2 separate regions of the Mus musculus genome follow, and region 1 is linked to region 2. A link is a loop called in an ENCODE intact Hi-C map of the cell type or tissue named here. Cell type or tissue: heart. All regions are shown on one strand. Links, peaks and the distances in the headings refer to the core of each region. The heading gives the core; the rest is flanking DNA.

What was found. Peaks named below come from ENCODE experiments on the same cell type or tissue, not always from the same donor. Only the 100,000 strongest peaks of a DNase experiment are listed, where the experiment ranks them.
Region 1: a loop joins it to region 2, with 2.5 times the contacts of the local background. A loop is called at or near these places in 3 of 42 quality-filtered maps.

What each region holds. Positions count from the first base shown.
Region 1 is chr12:75,386,107-75,394,438 of GRCm38, forward strand. Rhoj (ras homolog family member J) reads left to right here. Exons shown (of 5, transcript NM_023275.2): 3 at 5,573-5,737; 4 at 7,863-7,958. Among named protein-coding and RNA genes, the nearest start is that of Gm34613, 26 kb to the right of the region's middle. In heart, for the core only: a CTCF peak has its summit at 3,522 (motif pointing left); DNase peaks (open chromatin) are centred at 825, 1,315 and 1,925; H3K27me3 peaks cover 762 bases.
Region 2 is chr12:75,305,098-75,313,429 of GRCm38, forward strand. Rhoj (ras homolog family member J) reads left to right here and starts at 3,216. Exons shown (of 5, transcript NM_023275.2): 1 at 3,216-3,904. The coding sequence starts at 3,727. In heart, for the core only: a CTCF peak has its summit at 3,122; DNase peaks (open chromatin) are centred at 3,104, 3,744, 4,824, 5,864 and 1 weaker place; H3K4me3 peaks cover 2,793 bases; H3K27ac peaks cover 2,378 bases; H3K27me3 peaks cover 3,807 bases.

The DNA of each region.
Region 1 (8,332 bases), core at 293-8,292, 81 kb after region 2:
GGCCTAGTCGGCCATCACTGGAAAGAGAGGCCCATTGGACACGCAGACTTTGTGTGCCCCGGTACAGGGGAACACCAGGGCCAAAGGGGGGGAGTGGGTGGGTAGGGGAGTGGGGGTGGGTGGGTAAGGGGGACTTTTGGTATAGCATTGGAAATGTAAATGAGCTAAATACCTAATAAAAAATGGAAAAAAAAAAAAAAAAAAAAAAGTGTTGGTGGTGCACACCTGTAATCCCAGCACTCAGGAGGCAGAGGCAGGTGGGTCTCTGAGTTCCAGGCCAGCCTGGACTACAGAGCAGGTTCCAGGATAGCCAGGGCTACACAGAGAAAATCCTGTCTTAAAAAAAAAAAAAAAAAAAATCAAGCTAGTTTAGTAAGGGATTTACCCCTCAGTTTACCCAGCAAGCAACAGGGCATTCCTCCAGCTTAATCTATAATCTATTCATGTCAGGCCAGCTCACCTGTCTGACTCGGGCTCCTTGTCAAATATGAGTGACAGTTTCTCTGAAAGTGCTTCCTGCTCTCAGATCCCTGGCTCAGCTACTGGAAGAGACTCGGAGTTCTAAGATGTACTCCAAGCCCCGCTGGCTTGTTTGGCACATGCCATGAGAAAGCATGACGCCAGAATGGAGAGGATTGAGCCTAGCCTGAACTCACATGGCCTGTGGAAGAGTAGAGAGTTAGAGGGGTTTCCCAGGCCAATGTTCAGGGCGAGGTGTCCTCTGAGTCTGCAGCGGATCAGCCATGATGGTGAGGCATCTTACCCTCTTCTCCACGGACCCTCACCCAAACAAATGATAATGAGAAAAGCCTGCTCTTGGACCACACCTCGAGTAGGTGTCTCTCAAAGACAGCAAGCACTCGCAGAAGTAGCAACTAGCACCACTGCCAGAGCGGATGAATGTGGCCTGCTATTCACCTAAGCAGGTGCCCGTTTCTCATCAGAGTGAGCCCGAGTTCCCTGCACATGCGCCCCTCAACACATAAGGTGGCCTACACATTGTGTGAGGATGGTATCTCTCATCGCCAAATCACAGCCCAGGGCAGCTTAGCTGCCACCAACGACTGTGGGACCAGGAAGCGCTGGCCCAGCTCAAGGCTGCGACCACACAGCTTCACCAAGACCTGATCTGTGAAGCTCCTCTCTCCCCACCAGGGTTTCTTCTTCAGAGGCATGTGAGCCTGCAGGAGGGAAGTACAGCTGGGGCTCATTAATGGTAACCCCAGGTCCACTTGGAAGCACACAAGACTTCCTCTTTTGCCATTGGCTGAGCCAACAGGGCCATCTGGAGCACAGGGTCTGGCGTCAACACTTTATGGAAAGTTTGCCTAAACCCTCAGAATAAATGTTTTGCTCTCAATAAGCAACTCAAACTTTCTCACCCCGTGCATCTCAGCGTGGTTTCTAGGAGTGCGCTGTTTGGACTATGCTGCCCTTACAACGAGCTGTTGGTAAGAAGTAACTAAGGACCAATGGGTCCTTAGCTTTCCCAAGATTAGAAGAAAAAAAAAAAGATGAAAGGACGTTGACTAAAAGATGCAATCACAATTCACGAATATTCGGGTCTCATTACCACTTAGAGATCAGAAAAGTGAATTTCAGGGTCATCCCTGGTATCCAATGGGGATAGGGGTCGGGGTTCCAGGACCTGCAGCTGTTGCTGGCTTTGGATAAGGGATGGACCCTTCCACTCTATCATTTAAGCGCTGACTGTATTCAAAGCATCAATCCACATATTAAAGCATTGTATTCCCACAACCGAATGAACATTTTACACTTTACAGATAAAGAAACTGAGACAACAAGAACTCACAAACTACACCGAAGTAGTAGTGACGGGAGGGGTAGGGATTTGAATCCAGAGAATTCGTCTCCACCCTTCACGCTCTTGAGCAACATCCTGAGCTCCCGCCCTGTCCAGCTTTCCGAGACTAGCTGGACTTAGAATATGGAAACCAGAGCTGGTGCCGACAACCTGGGATAAATGGCAGGAAGCTCACAAACCAAAGGAAGCAGAATTCTACTCCCAGCCTCTTGGAGCGTGAAGCACCGGGCAGAACTCCGCGCTGCTTTCCTTACAACACAGACAGCAGGTCCTGGGCGCTTACCAGACATGCGCATTCTAGGCTTCGCACCAGACTCGTAGCTGAGGATGAGTTCCCAGGGATCCGAACTCAAGGGGAGCTAATGGCTTCATGGCTCCAGCACTGTCCCTTTGTGATGAACCTGCTCAAGAACATCTTTCGGGCCCTGGGAATTGACCAGTCTGTCCCACCTCTGTGCAAAGGGAAAACAGATACTCAAAAACCTACATGGCCCCTAATTCCTACCTACCCTACCTTAGCCCAAGTCCTCTTGTGTCCATCCTGGCCCTCCAAAGCACTATCTAGTGGTTTTTATGAGTTAACACACCATCTCTTCAGAAAACACCCAGGCACCGGTTACTCAGAGATGCAGTAGAAGGGTCCTCAGTGCCAAAAGGACCACTTAGCCCTTCCTCGCGGCTGATCGCACCATCTTCACACGTAACATAATCTACACTCCAAGTGTACTTCGCCACAAAACTCATTCAAGCCACCAGCAGGTATGGATTCAACCTCTTGACGTCACCAAGTTCTTTTTTATTAATTCTGCTTCTGCCATACTTCCTAGCCTCAGCCAACAACCAAGGGTGGCAAGCTCCCACCTGCCAGGCATAAACCTTCGTGGAAAGTAACTTTTCCTCTACCATCCTGTTGTTGGATGTTTGATTCTGAGAGCTGCAAGGTTGACGGCAGGAAGAAGGGAGTATGATAACCTGAGACCCTGAAACTGTTTTAGGCTGACTGGGGCATGTGGGGCTTGGATTCCCCAGGAACTTAAGCCTTAGATTTCTGAGACTCTAATGAGCTCTCAAGAGATACCTGTGCTGCTGGTCTGAGGACCATCCTTTGGAAGTTAGTGTAAGAATTCGGATGTAGAGGATCGCCTGGACTTGACATCGGAATTTTCCAGTTCGGTCAGATAAAAATACTCTGCCTTACCAGAGCAACTAAAGGGGGCAGAAGCCTCGGTTCCCATCCGTGGAACTGATATGTGTCTTTTCATTCTCATTCCCTGACTTGATTCCCGGTTCTTAACCTTTATACAGTTCCCGCAGCATCCTTGACAGAGCCACACGTCCAGTAAGTAATCAGTTCTTTTAAACAGACTGACACAGCAGAACTAAGTCCTACAGCAAAGAAATCTAGACTCCGGAGCACAGTGAAGCCCAGAAGCTGAAACCACCAGAAATCCCTGCAGAGGGGACCTGAGCAAATGAACACACCTCACCTCCCCGACTCTATCTTCTAAGCAGCATTTATTCAATGGCTAGCAAATCAAGGAGAAAATAAACACTATCAGTCAGACCACCAGTTATCAGCTCTTCCCTTGCCTGGCTAATCCAGGCTAATCGATTGTTTTGGTTTGGTTGTTGGGGATAGAGGGAGCAGAAGCATTGAGATTTTAAATATACAGTGTCTGCTGCCATCTTGTGGCAACTCGGGGCCAATGCACTTTGTAAAAAAGAATGCATCCCCGCAGTAATAGATTCCTAGATAGCCAATTAAAAAAAAAAAAATCTTAATCTGCCGTCTAAAGTCCCGAGACATGGCGATTACAGTCCCAAACAAAAGTCAGGTCAGGATGCACACATATCTCGATATTCAATAACTCAAGGTTGCATTGGTCCATTACGGACATCTCTACTTTGACCTCCTCTTCTGTGAAATGAAGGCTGAGGGTGCCATCTGTCTAGTGCTCCTGCGCGAACTCCAGGAGATAATACAGTCACTTCTTGTAATAACACCTGGTCCTTGGTAACGATCCCCAGACTCGAGCTCTGGTGGTGAAGATGACGGTGCTAAGCACAAATCAGCTGTCTCCGCTCCAGGCTCCACCCGACCAATCAGTACAGGATTCTTCTACGTCCAGTGCCCCAGAGATTCTGATTTTCTTGGAGGAGGAGGAGCTGCAGAAGCTGCTCGCTTAGAGGTCACTGTAAACCGCACGTTTTAAATTGTTTTAATTTTATTTTATTATTTTATTTGCATGGGTGTTTGTCTACAGGCTTGTCTGTGCAGTACTTAAATGTCTATGCCCCTGGTGTGCAGAAGAGGGCCCTGGAGTTACAGACCTTTGTGAGCTGTCATGTAGGTTTCTGGCCATCAAACCTGGGTCCTCTGGAAGAACAACCTAAACACTCAATAAGCCATCTTTCATCATCCCACATTCCTAAATCCCTAAATCCCACATTTTACGGTGAGTTGTCCTTTCTCATAAAATTAATTGCTGTGGACAGGGTATAGATAGAGGATGAGAAAAACCAATCAAACTGGCCCCGGATCCATTTGTGATGATCTGAGTGGAAAGACAAAATGGCAGAGTAACAAGTGATGTCTGAGATCCCGTCACTCGTGGATCTTAGCACGTGTAACGATTTTCTAAAAGTTCTCCATGCGGCCCTGAAGAAAGCCACCGAAGTCAAAGCCCACAGAAAAGCCGAGGGCTCATCGACAGGCTCGGTCTTGCAAGGTTTCCCTGTAATCACATGATCTTGGAATGGCTCAGAGGTCAGTGTTCCACAACACATACCCATATGTATAATGTATGTATTAACATGTCTAACTGTGTGATGTATGTAGCGTATGGACACATATATAAGAGGAAATGTTTAAGCACACATTACTATTATTTCTATTGGTTATGTGTTACTAAATTCTATTAAAATATAGAACGATTATTTATTGAATGTCCTAAAACTCCTTGGCCACTAAACACCTGGCATTTAACTTGACCACACTGTGGCACTGGGGTACATTAAGGAACAAGTCCCAAACATATTTCTTCAACAGAGGTAATCTCATTTGGCAACAATACTTGTTTTGTACTTTAGCTTACTCTCTGTGTTCAATTTAAAAACAATGTTTAATTGTTGAAGATATTCGTGGGCCAATGACCCACTAATTTAAATACATGTTCCAGACAATGCAACACCAGTGTCCCGGGAGACCTTTATCCCTCCTTGTACTGTCTACGTGGGGGAGTTTCTGAAGACACAGAAGCACAGTAGACAGGTTGTTGCTGGAGGGGCAGGAAGTGGGGAGATATCGGTCAAAGCACAAAGTTACCATTAGGCAGGAATGATAAATTCTAGAAGCTACCATTCACATACAGCTGGAAGGAAGGTGTGGTTATGTAATGGTTATGTGTTGGGAGGCGATTTTATGTGTTTTCATCGTTAAAAATCAATAACTCTGTGAGGAGATGGATTTGCTAACTCCCCCTATCTGTGGTGTAACAAAACATGATGGCTAGACCTTAAACTAATATACAGATAATTATAAAGGAGTGGGTAGACATTATGATGTAAAATTTGTATGTATAAATTTTACCCCAATCAAGCTGGTTGAGTCTTTTTAAGTTGATTGGAAATGGGCAATGTGTGATGAGCACAGCCGCTGCTACTGTGGTCTTTCCCTGCAAGAGTCCCAAGAACCACACAGAGGCTCTGCAAGCAACCTGCGCTAACGCTCCTCTGTTCTTCCCACAGGAGGATTACAACCAGCTGCGGCCACTCTCTTACCCCAACACAGATGTGTTTCTCATCTGCTTCTCTGTCGTAAACCCAGCCTCTTACCACAACGTTCAGGAGGAGTGGGTCCCGGAACTGAAGGACTGCATGCCTCATGTGCCTTATGTGCTCATCGGAACCCAGGTTGAAATGAGGGTGATGGAAGGGTGGGAGAGGGTGACCGAAGGTGTGAAAGAAAGGAGAACCCTGTATTCTATCAAACACCAGGACAGATGCTCAGACATATCGCATCGGTGAGGAGAAGTTCTGAAGGTGCGCAATTATATTTAATAGGAAGGAGAAAGTTTTGATCTGGCCTTTAAGATTATGCTCACAGCTTGTTTTCTAAATAACAAAATAATTATTTAACAGATACTCTTCCCAGCCCTGAATTGATTAATGAAACAAGAGCATCAATTGTACATACTCTCTGATCTTTTTTTTTTTTTTAAAGCTAAACACAATTGTTTCAATACAGCAAAATAGGTGTGTGGGTCCAAATGACCCTAGATTCAGACAGGGCATATCATGACAGGCCTCCCTGATGGCCCTGCTGGAGAAGAAAGGAACTCTCTGCTCGGAATTTCCATAGCTCCTTAGTCACCCAGGTATTAGGGATGTTAAAACACTCATATTTAAAAGCAACACGTATAAAGTGTCAAGGCCTTGAAAGCGTTTGGAAGCTGAGAAAGTTCCTCAGCTTGAATCTCCATCAATGAGCCTCTTGTCGGTTGAGGACTGTCTGAACTATTCGTTGTTCAAATGGCTTTAGTTCTTGGCTGTTTTAAAAATCTGCACTAGTGTTCTGATCTCAGGACCATACTATGGCTGCAGGGCTTTCTATCTGCTTCATACACTACTTTTGATTTCTTATTTTGAGTCCTATTTGACCAAGAGAAAAAAAAATTTTTTTTAAACCGTAAATGAAAGAAAGATGCTTTTTGAAAACAACATGGGCACATGGGAGTTATGTGTGTTCACTTAGATACAACATAGATCTCATTTATCTACACATCTGAGTACAAGTCACGTTTCCGCCCTGATAACTATTTGTTTAAATGAAGGTGGGTTCTTTTTTAACCTTCATTGCAAATATTAATACCTATCCATTACGAGAAAGCTAGATCACGCTGCCAAAATATGGAACTGGCCATTCAAAGCCCTCGCTGTGACTTGAGTCTGTTTAGACTAGTCACTAAGTAAAATGGTTAAGAAAAATAGAAAAACAAATGGCAACTTAAAACTATGACTTTGCATGGAGTCCTAGCGTGACCACACTGACTTCCCTCAGGAAGCAAGCCCTGTGGGCCCACATACACGGCAGTGTGTGACAGCAACTATAGCAAATAGTGGAGTGTCCAGTCTTTGAGCTGCTGCGCCCCTTGAGAGGTGCTCTACTGCTTCCCTTGGGAAACCCTTGGCTTCTCCTCACTGGGACTCCCCTGCAAGGCCTCCCTGTCCATTTGGTACCTGTTGAAAAGGTCTCACAGGTAGCAAATCTCCAACCCTTTGAAGGTCAAGATTTGATTGGGAGGTGGGGAGGAAAAAAAAAAACAATGGAGCCAAAGCCGCAAAAAATATTGTATAATAGGTAATATGAGTCACAGCCAAATGAGTAATCACCGAAAGGTACCCATGCCATTGGAGGATGTTCTCAGCACCCAGGGTAACTGCCACCCTGCTGTGTCCAAGTTAAAAAAAAAAAAAAGCTGGGCACATGACTTTAATTCCAGCACTTAGAAGGCAGAGGCAAGTGGATCTCTGTGAGTTCGAGGCCAGCCTGGTCTACAGAGTGAGTTCCAGGACATTCAGAGCTACACAGAGACAACCCTGTCTCAAACAATGAGAGAGGTGAGGAAGGAAGGGGAGGGGAGAGGAAGAGAGGAAGGGAGGGATGAAGGAAGGGAGGGAGAGGAGAAAAATCACTTCAAACTCTCAAACATGGCATCGGCGTGTATATTGTTTTCTTGGAGAATATCCAGCAACGCCAGAGAGGTTAAAGTGGGAAAAGGTCCTATATTATGTCTCCACTTAAAAGTAACTGATAAGGTCCAAAAACAGTTAACATATCTTTGTCCCAAACCGGTCGTGGTGGCGCACGCCTTTAATCCCAGTACTGGTGAGTCAGAGGCAGGCAGATTTCTGAGTTCCAGGCCAGCCTGATCTACAGAGTGAGTTCCAGGACAGCCAGGGCTATACAGAGAAACCCTGTCTCGATAAAACAAAACAAAAACAAAACAAAACAAAACAAAACATGTCTTTGTCCCAGATTGATCTCCGAGATGACCCCAAAACCTTGGCGCGTCTGCTGTACATGAAGGAGAAGCCCCTCACCTATGAGCACGGCGTGAAGCTGGCGAAAGCGGTATGATCGCGTTTGAATCGAGTGTTCAGGGATGGGTGAGCTAACCGAGGAAACACCTTGCCTTAAACTGCAAGGTGTTTCCGAGCTTCGTCCTTGTTCTACAAGAGCTAGAAGGAACCATTTTGGAGAGTGTTTCTGTCCGCCGGCCCCTTCTGTTTTTCATTAAGAAACTTCAAGAGTTTCAACAGCTAAGCATTTATCATTTTGCTCCAGCAGTGTCTAGACCATGGACTTGCCACATTTAGCATGAATTAAGGGGATCCATTAGACGTACATCTGTAAACCTCCCTGTTTATTATCAGTGTAACTCATCTAAATGACCCCACATGAGGTGTTTTGTGACTTTTTTTTTTCCAGGTAGAGAATTGGATTTG
Region 2 (8,332 bases), core at 117-8,116:
GTGACTGTGTGTGTGTGTGTGTGTGAGTGTGAGTGTGACTGTGTGACTGTGTGTGTGTCTGTTTGAGCTGACATTTACAGAAATTCCTGTAAAACCAAAGCACAGTGAACAGGAATGAGCCAGGGGATTAAGGTCTGTTGGAAAAAGCAAAAAATATCACCCAACAAGATTTCACCATGTGCTGTTAAGTTTGGATAAACTTAGCGGTGAGGTAAACCAAATAATTAATGGTTTTGTAACCACCAGTCAATCATCTGCATGGCTCTAGACCCAAAAGTACAGACATCTGCCTACGAGCATGTTAGACAGCAGTCTTCATACCACTTCCAAACTCATATAGGCAAATGTTTAGAATGGAAGGACACTCTTGGTCATTCTACCTGGCCAACCATACACACCTCTATCGTTTCCTGAACCTGTAAGAACAATAGTAAAATTTTAAGATTCAGGTTCATGTAAGGGTTGTTGTTGTTGTCTCAGTCATCATTGCTGTTGCTTTAGACTTTCATTATGTTTGAGACAGGGTCTGACTATATAACCCTGACTGGCTTACATATAGTCAGGCTATAGACCAACTTTCCTTGAACTCAGAGATTCACCCCTTGAGTGCTGGACTTAAAGGAGTACCCCACCTGGCCCAGTTTTCATGGCAGTCTTGTTGTCTAAAGGTTTTAATATTAAAAATGATGTATTTTCATAGACAGTGTAATCCACTTAACAGTAAGTCTAAAATACTAAAATTTTATCTTCTTGTTATTTTTTAATAGAATACTCAAAACTTCCTTCTATAATTGTTACATTTTTGTTAAATGGTGATAAAACAACTTTATAGTGAGAAATACAGCCAACATTCTCCAGAGCTATAAGCCATTTGCCTTCCATATGTCTTCCAGCCTGGCATAAGTACCACTCCACAGATGAAGAGACACAGAACTAGCTTCTTGAAGTGTCTTAAAGGTCGCAGTACAAAGTCCGCATGACCATAAGAATGGACTTAACTGTCTGTGCCCCATGGTGCAAGATTTAGTTACACATGGAAATAGCAACCTCACCAAAAGCCTCTATAGCCGATATCTATAGTGTGCAGGTGTAGGTTCTGCCACTCTCAGCCTAAAGGCCAAGGAAGACCCTGCTCACAGCTCTGCCAACCACTGTATCATCACATTGTGCTCGGAAGATCCTGTTCACTTCCAAGCAGCAGGTTTGGGGGTCTTTTAAGTTTGGGGGAGAAGGGATGTTTGCACTGCCAATCAATCACCTTTTAACCTGCACAGGTTTGTGTGACTACCTCCTTCATCCTCAAAGCCTTCTATCAAAAGTATAACAGAAGTTTCTAAATTACAATTCCCTGCATACCCTGCGGTCCCCAGAAAGACTAACTGGAAATAAAATTACACCAACTACAGGCAACTGTGGGGGCCTTCACGTGCTTCACAACGGGGCTTCATATGATCCATTTACACTCCAAGTAGAGTCAAATAAGTGATCTCTGTCTGTCATTCAAGCTGTTCATCAGTGTGTGGTACTTCCCTCCCAGCTCAGGGTAGGATGATGCTTCTGACCCTTCAGTTGAGCCCCTATAAGCGTGCAACTTGTTCTGGCCAGGGAATGTTAGCAGAGGGTCACTTCCTAAAGAAAACAGAGCCAGAGTTTCTCCATGTCCATTTCCTCACCTGCCATGGTGTGCATGACAGTTCAATCAGCCCCAACCCTGAATAAAAAGAACAATGCTGTATACAAGATACACAGGAGGGGGGGAGGGGGAGGGGGAGGAGAAAAAGGAGGGAGGAGAAAAGGGAAGAGGAAGAGGAAAAGGAGGTGGAGGAGAAGGAAACGGAGGGTGCAGAGGAGAAGGAGGGGAGGAGAAGGGGAGGAGAAAAAGGAGGAGGAAAGGAAGGAAGGAGGAAAAGAAGAGGGAAGAGGAAAAGGAGGAGGAAGAAGAAGAAAGAAAGAGAGAGAGAGAGAGAGAGAGAAAGAAAGAAAGAAAGAACGAAAGGAAGGAAGGAAGGAAGGAAGGAAGGAAGGAAGGAAGGAAGGAAGGAAGGAAGAAAGAGAAAGTTATTTCGAATTCTGAACTTTGGGGATTATTGTTATGGTAACATAACATCCCTGATACACTCTATACCTAATTGAAATGTTTTTCTTTCATAGGAAAGAAATGTTGGGGCACCAAGCATCATGGCAAGTTTTACTCTATTCAAAACAGAAGAGGTGTGGACTCTGTACCTTGACAGCATGCACATGAGTTGTAGGTACCTAAGTTACTGACAGTCACTAAAGCTGACTTTTCCCCGTCCCGGCCACAGTGAAACCGCTCAAAGCCCTTAGATAATCTGCAATCTTCAAAATCTCATAGGAAAGCAAAGGGTTTTTTTTACTTTAACCCATTCGTCAAAATCATTTGTAGGTTCACGTTGTCCATTATCAAATGGGGCTTCGTTCTCAGGCACCAAACTGGCTGCTATGCGCCTGTGTCATTGAGGAGAGCTGGGCCTACCCAGGGGGAGATGATTCGAAGAAAAGGAGAAGCCTCTATGCATACACAGCATTAGAGACTCTAACCAAGCCAAAAGGCCACACTATGTGCCTCTCTCTCTCACTTCCAAAAGTGTGAGTCCTGAGCTCAGCATATCTGATTGAGCCCAATATCTGATTGATTTCCTCTGTTTAAAAAAAAATCATTGGGGTTGTTTTGGGGAGTCTGAAATGTATATTTGAGCATTGTGCTCAAACACAGACTTGTAAACTTGGTCACTCATAATATACCTACAACCTGCACAACGTTCCCCCCTCTTCAAAATCGTGTGACTCTGGAAGATTTCCTTCCTTGTTGCGGAAAAGAATTGCTTGAGATTCTCGTTTAAGGGAAAAAAAAACTGTCGATTTGAACTGGTGAGTCAGGGAGGGAGGATGACGTCATATGTTAGCCTGCAATCCCTATGAGGTCCTCTCAGCTCCCTCAAGCTCTCAAACTCAGTCCTCTCCCTAGTTTCCGCGGCAGACACTGCTCCCCGGGTTCCATCCTTTCTTCTTTGGCTTCTTCCCAGCCACAAGCCAGCAGCCTGGCTAGCTAGCAGGGGATAAAGCAGGAAGTTTGACAGCTTAAGCTGGCTGCAGGACCCCTAGTGTTTTCCCCTCTCCGTGTCCTGGCCTGGTTCCCCAGAAGTCCAAACACACGCACAGAGCCCCATTGTTGCCGCCTTCCCCGGCCCACTGATCCTAATATGGAATGCAGCAGGAAACCCACGATTTCCTGACACTCGGCAAGCTGGAGGAAGCGAGGGGGGGGAAACTCCGTTTAAAAGCCCTTCTCTCCTCCATATTAGTTGTGTGGTGGAAAACCGGGCAGGAGTTATCCAAATCCCACCGTGTCATTAGCCAGGCTGGGGATGGGGAGGGTAGAGTGAGATTCTCACGGGCTGCTGATATTTCTAGACTGCCAGGAAGTCCCGGGAAGTCTATGGACATGAGAGTTTCTTAACTCCAGCTCTACCCCCAACTCCACTTCTCCGTTGGGATTGGGAGAAAGGGACAGACCCTTTTCATCCCTCCTCCCAAGAGTGCCTTCCTTCTCCAGCATGGTGAGCTGCGGGGCTCGAGTGTGTCTGGGCTGTGCCTGGGAGAGCCCGGCCAGCCAGAGTCAGGCCGCCTGAGCTCCAGCCTGGGGCCGGTGCCACCGCTCCATGCACTGCAGAAGCCCCAGCAGCTGCTGCGGGAGCCGCCAACATGAGCTGCAGAGAGAGGACCGACAGCAGCTGCGGCTGCAATGGACATGAGGAGAACAGGATCCTGAAGTGCGTGGTGGTCGGGGACGGCGCGGTGGGGAAGACCTGCTTGCTGATGAGCTACGCCAACGACGCCTTCCCAGAGGAATACGTGCCCACTGTGTTTGACCACTACGCAGGTAGGAAAGCGTGGGGACCAACTCCGTCTAGATGAGCGGTGGGGTTCTGGGCACAGCTACCTAGCGTTCAGAGGGACCTGGCTTTCGCCAGAAAGTCACAGACTGATGTGGATCTGGCAGGTACCAGGTAACTCCATCAAGAATGGTGCTAGGATCCTGCGGAGACCCTGTACATCCATTCACATGCTTCTCCTATTGAAACAAATGTGCAATCCTGGGGAAATATCCTCCAGAAATGTTTCTCAACATTTTTGCCTAAACTTTCTTCAACTTTTCACGGTAATTATTTTTTTTTGAAGTGTAGTGTATTGCAAAATATTCCATTTTAAAAAAATCACCGCTAGACACATGGAAAGTGTTCTACTCTCTAAACTTTTTCTACTCCATGCTAGTCATGATCAAACGGCTAATAGAACCAGCTAATAAAACCTTCTTTTTTTTTTTTCCTGGATTACTTGGGGCTTAAATTTTGTACTTTCACTCTTCTGGGATGGTAGATAAGGAGAAAAGTGTCCCACGCTTTTAAATACTAAGTGGAAAATTAAGTAAAAGATGGCTATGTTTTTTAAAGTAAAAAATTCAAATGCAATTAAATCGTTTTCAACTATGTCCTGAAAAGACAAATTTGAGTATCTAGTATTTTAAACCGTGATCACCCCGATGCTGTAGTCACAACTTAATCCTTTCAGGGGAGTTTTAGTGTTTGAGGGTTTGAAGGTTTGTGGTGATGTCAGTCAGCATCATGCCTTGTTTCTTGACATAGCTGCCACCCCTAAGCTTCCCCTATGTGAACTGACCCGTTGCCTTGGACTTACTGTGGCCTCAGTTTTATAGTGCTTTTGAACACTTCGATCGATTGCCCTTGAGTTATCAGAGCTCTGGGGTCTGGTGGAAGGGAAATGTCTCTCTCTTCACCTTGGCTTGGGATCAGGATCAGCCTAAAGGAAGCCCTCACAGGAAGTCAGCCTGGAGCTCTGCTGTGTGGCCATTTGAAATCCTCCCTCCATAGGAAGCAGACGCTTGTCATCCTCTCTGGAGGGCTCCCCCCACCCCCATCTTCCCTTCCTTTTAAGTGGACCTATTTGCAGCAGTGGTACACAGCTGACAGGGGAGGGATTCGCAGCTGGCAAGGGCGTCCATTTCCTATTAGGTCTTTCACTCTGTAGAAATTACCTAGAAATTTGAAGACCAAATTCCTGAGCTTTTCTGAAAACATAGTGAGTTTGGCCAAGGAAGAACTTTTTAATGAGAACACAAAAAGACAAAAAGAGGTTTATCTTGAGGGGGAAAAATGTTGTAAAGTGCTTTGAGGAAGGGACTCTAATTCCGGTCCTGAAAAACATCATAGCAGAAATTATTTCTCCTGTGTCTTCTTCATGCTTGACAGGAAGGTGGCAAGTACTTTATTTCAGGAACTTTCTGATCAAAGACAGAACCGAAAATCTACTAAAAGGAAAGGCTCTTAGTGCCTGGGAAATTATGTCTCCAGATACCCGTCCTTCGGGTGAGCCAATCGAAGTGGTGTTGGGAAGAAAGACAAAACCATCTTTGGAAATAAAGCTAGCCTATGATGGAAAAAAACATTAGAGGTCAAACCAGCTGGACTTTGCTGGCACTGGGTTACTTTATGTTTCAATTATATGCACACTGGCTGGTGGTTGAGCACCAAAACCTCTCAAAGAAGTTTTAATACTTGAGTTTTTCAGGAACTAAACTGTATAATTTCAGCTTCCAAGAACTCACAGCCCCGAAACTCAGAGCAGTACTTTGTACACAGTAGACATTCCTGAACATGGTGACTTCCGTTTATTCTATATACTTCTTTCATACATGATATCTCACGTGCTATCCATGTGGTTAAAGCAGGGAAAGGCGTGAGCCACGCTCACACGAGAGACTCTTGAGTGCTGATTTCTATCCCAAGGACCCAGCCCTGCTCATACTTGCTCTGGCCGAGCATCAGCCCGTGGGCGGCCATCAGGGAGCAGATCAGTTCTAAAATAACCAAACGCCCCCTTTCGCATCTGGATCCAGTTTTCAGTTCCCTGGGTCCTACTGACCCACTCTGATAGAACAACAGGAAACACATCTGCCGTGTCTTTTGAAAAAAAAAAAACTGCAGTTGAAATCAAAGACAGCCTGTCTCTTAAAGATAGTTCACGAATGATGGTCCACGCCAGGAAAGTATGTAATGTAGTAGGACTGAGTACAACAATACCACATGACCTGGCTCTAATACTGCCTTCTCTGTCACTTACTCTGTGGCCTTGAGAAAGTTACTGAACCTCTTTGTGCCTCAGTTCTGAAAGGTAAAACCAGGGACCGTAAAGATATTGGAATTGTTTTTAAAAGTGAAATGAATTCATTCATATGTGTAAAGTTCTAGACCCCCAACACACAATGTTAGATGTGGGGGGGGCACATATCACATCAAAGTCTATACAAATAATACATACAGTGATTAAATCAAATTAAAATGTTACTAAAAGAGAAGAACTACAACCGGAGATAGAGGAGTATCCTGTAATGAAAGTACGGGGCAGGATAGGATGTATTATTGTCCTTATAAAATAGCCATCATGGAGGTAAGACCCAATGGCCCTGGCTATAGTAGTCACGGGATGTTAACGTAAGAGGTAAAAATACAAAAGTGATAGCAGAAAAAAAAACTGTAAAAAAAAAAAAAAAAAGGTTGAGGTTTTATTACTCCTGATTTGCCTGTCCTTCCAACCTACCAGAATCCCAAACTACCAGAATCCAAAAAAGCACACCAGTATACTAATTCTATATGGCGTTCCTGAATTGTCTGAGGAGGGTCCTTGATCTGTGTCCAGTCACCTCCAGAAATGTGTTTACGTCTCTAGGCGCAGTCCGCACCACCCTGTCATATTTTACTTCCTTACTCCCACCCCCGACCCCCGCAACCCCCTCTGTGCTGAGACTCCTTAAAGGAAGGTCATCTCCTGCCACATCTAGCTGGCATCTTGCCCCAGAGATGCTTTGATGGTTCGTGACTCTCCTTAAAACACATTCCTAGCTTGGCTTCTGAAGCACTTCCTCCCTTTACTGTCCCACCCCCTGGCAACGCTCTCCCCCATCTCCCAGTGGTAACAGTTCAGTCGTCAGTCCCTCGGCTCACTTCTCTGGTGAACCTTGGAACCTGGGTGTTAGTATCTACTTTCACAGCTTAAGATGCCATTGCTATACCACCAATTTCGTATTTGCATCTGCCGCCCCTCCCCAACAGCCTCAGAACACTCATCTGTATAACTGTACACATCCATTTATGTATCTAACAGGCCTCTCCAGCCAATGCTTCTTCAAGTCTCCCATCCACTCTTCCACCTCCCTTCCTCTCCATGTAAGAGCACTGCTGGTTTCTTCTGCCCAGTGACTGAGAACAAACACCAGTATCACCCATGACCCCTTGCTCCCTTTGATCCCTCCTCTTCCTCTCCATTCAAACAATTAGTTATCATCCCTTGCTCGTACATATGAGCTCAGCATTCACAGTGCACCAAGAACCAACCTTTGCCACTTGTCAGGACCTTTTATAGCCTTTTCTCCTATCCACACCACCATCATCTCTCATCCACACCAGCATAGTGGCCTCCCAACTCCCTCTTCTAACCCTGCCCACTGTGAGTCTCCACCCAGCTGACACAGAGCCATCCACAGTCCCAGCACCCCCATCCTTTCCTCCCAAACACATACTCCTCCTTTGCCACAGTGTACAAGGTCCTCTGACTTTGTCCCTGTTTTCTCTCTTCTAGTCCTCTATCAATTTTCTCGGTATTTCTTCTGTAACCACAGTAGCCCATCTTGCTATTTCTCATGGAAGACTCCTTAAATATGTGACATTCACTCTTACCCTGGCCCGACACTCCCTGCCCATATCTGACATAGTATTAATTGGCCACATAATTTAATCCATGTGTCTGTGCCATGTGTCTGTTCCTGTGTCCCCACACACACACACACACACACATACTCATACATGTGCATGTTCAAGTAAACACACACATACACATATACACGTGAGAGAGAGAGAGAGGGAGAGAGGGAGAGAGAGAGGGGGGGGAGAGGGAGAGAAGGAGAGGAGAGAGAGACCTCTTTTTCTGCTATACCGTCCTTGACCATATTTAATACTACTTAATGTTGTCTGTTTATTTCCTACCTTCAGCTTCTCAAAGCAGAGCTTGGGACATATTAGACTCTCAGTAGATGATCACTGAGTGACATGATTCTAAGCATTCACCTTCTTGTTCTCTCCAGCATTCGAGTCATCTCTAGTCCACTAAAGCTTTGGTGAACAGTACTAAAGGCATGGTTCTGTAGTAGAAGCCTTGCCACACATGCTCAGGCCTCAGTACCTGATCTTGTACTTGATCCCAAGCACCGGAAAAAAATAAAACTTTGACAAATATA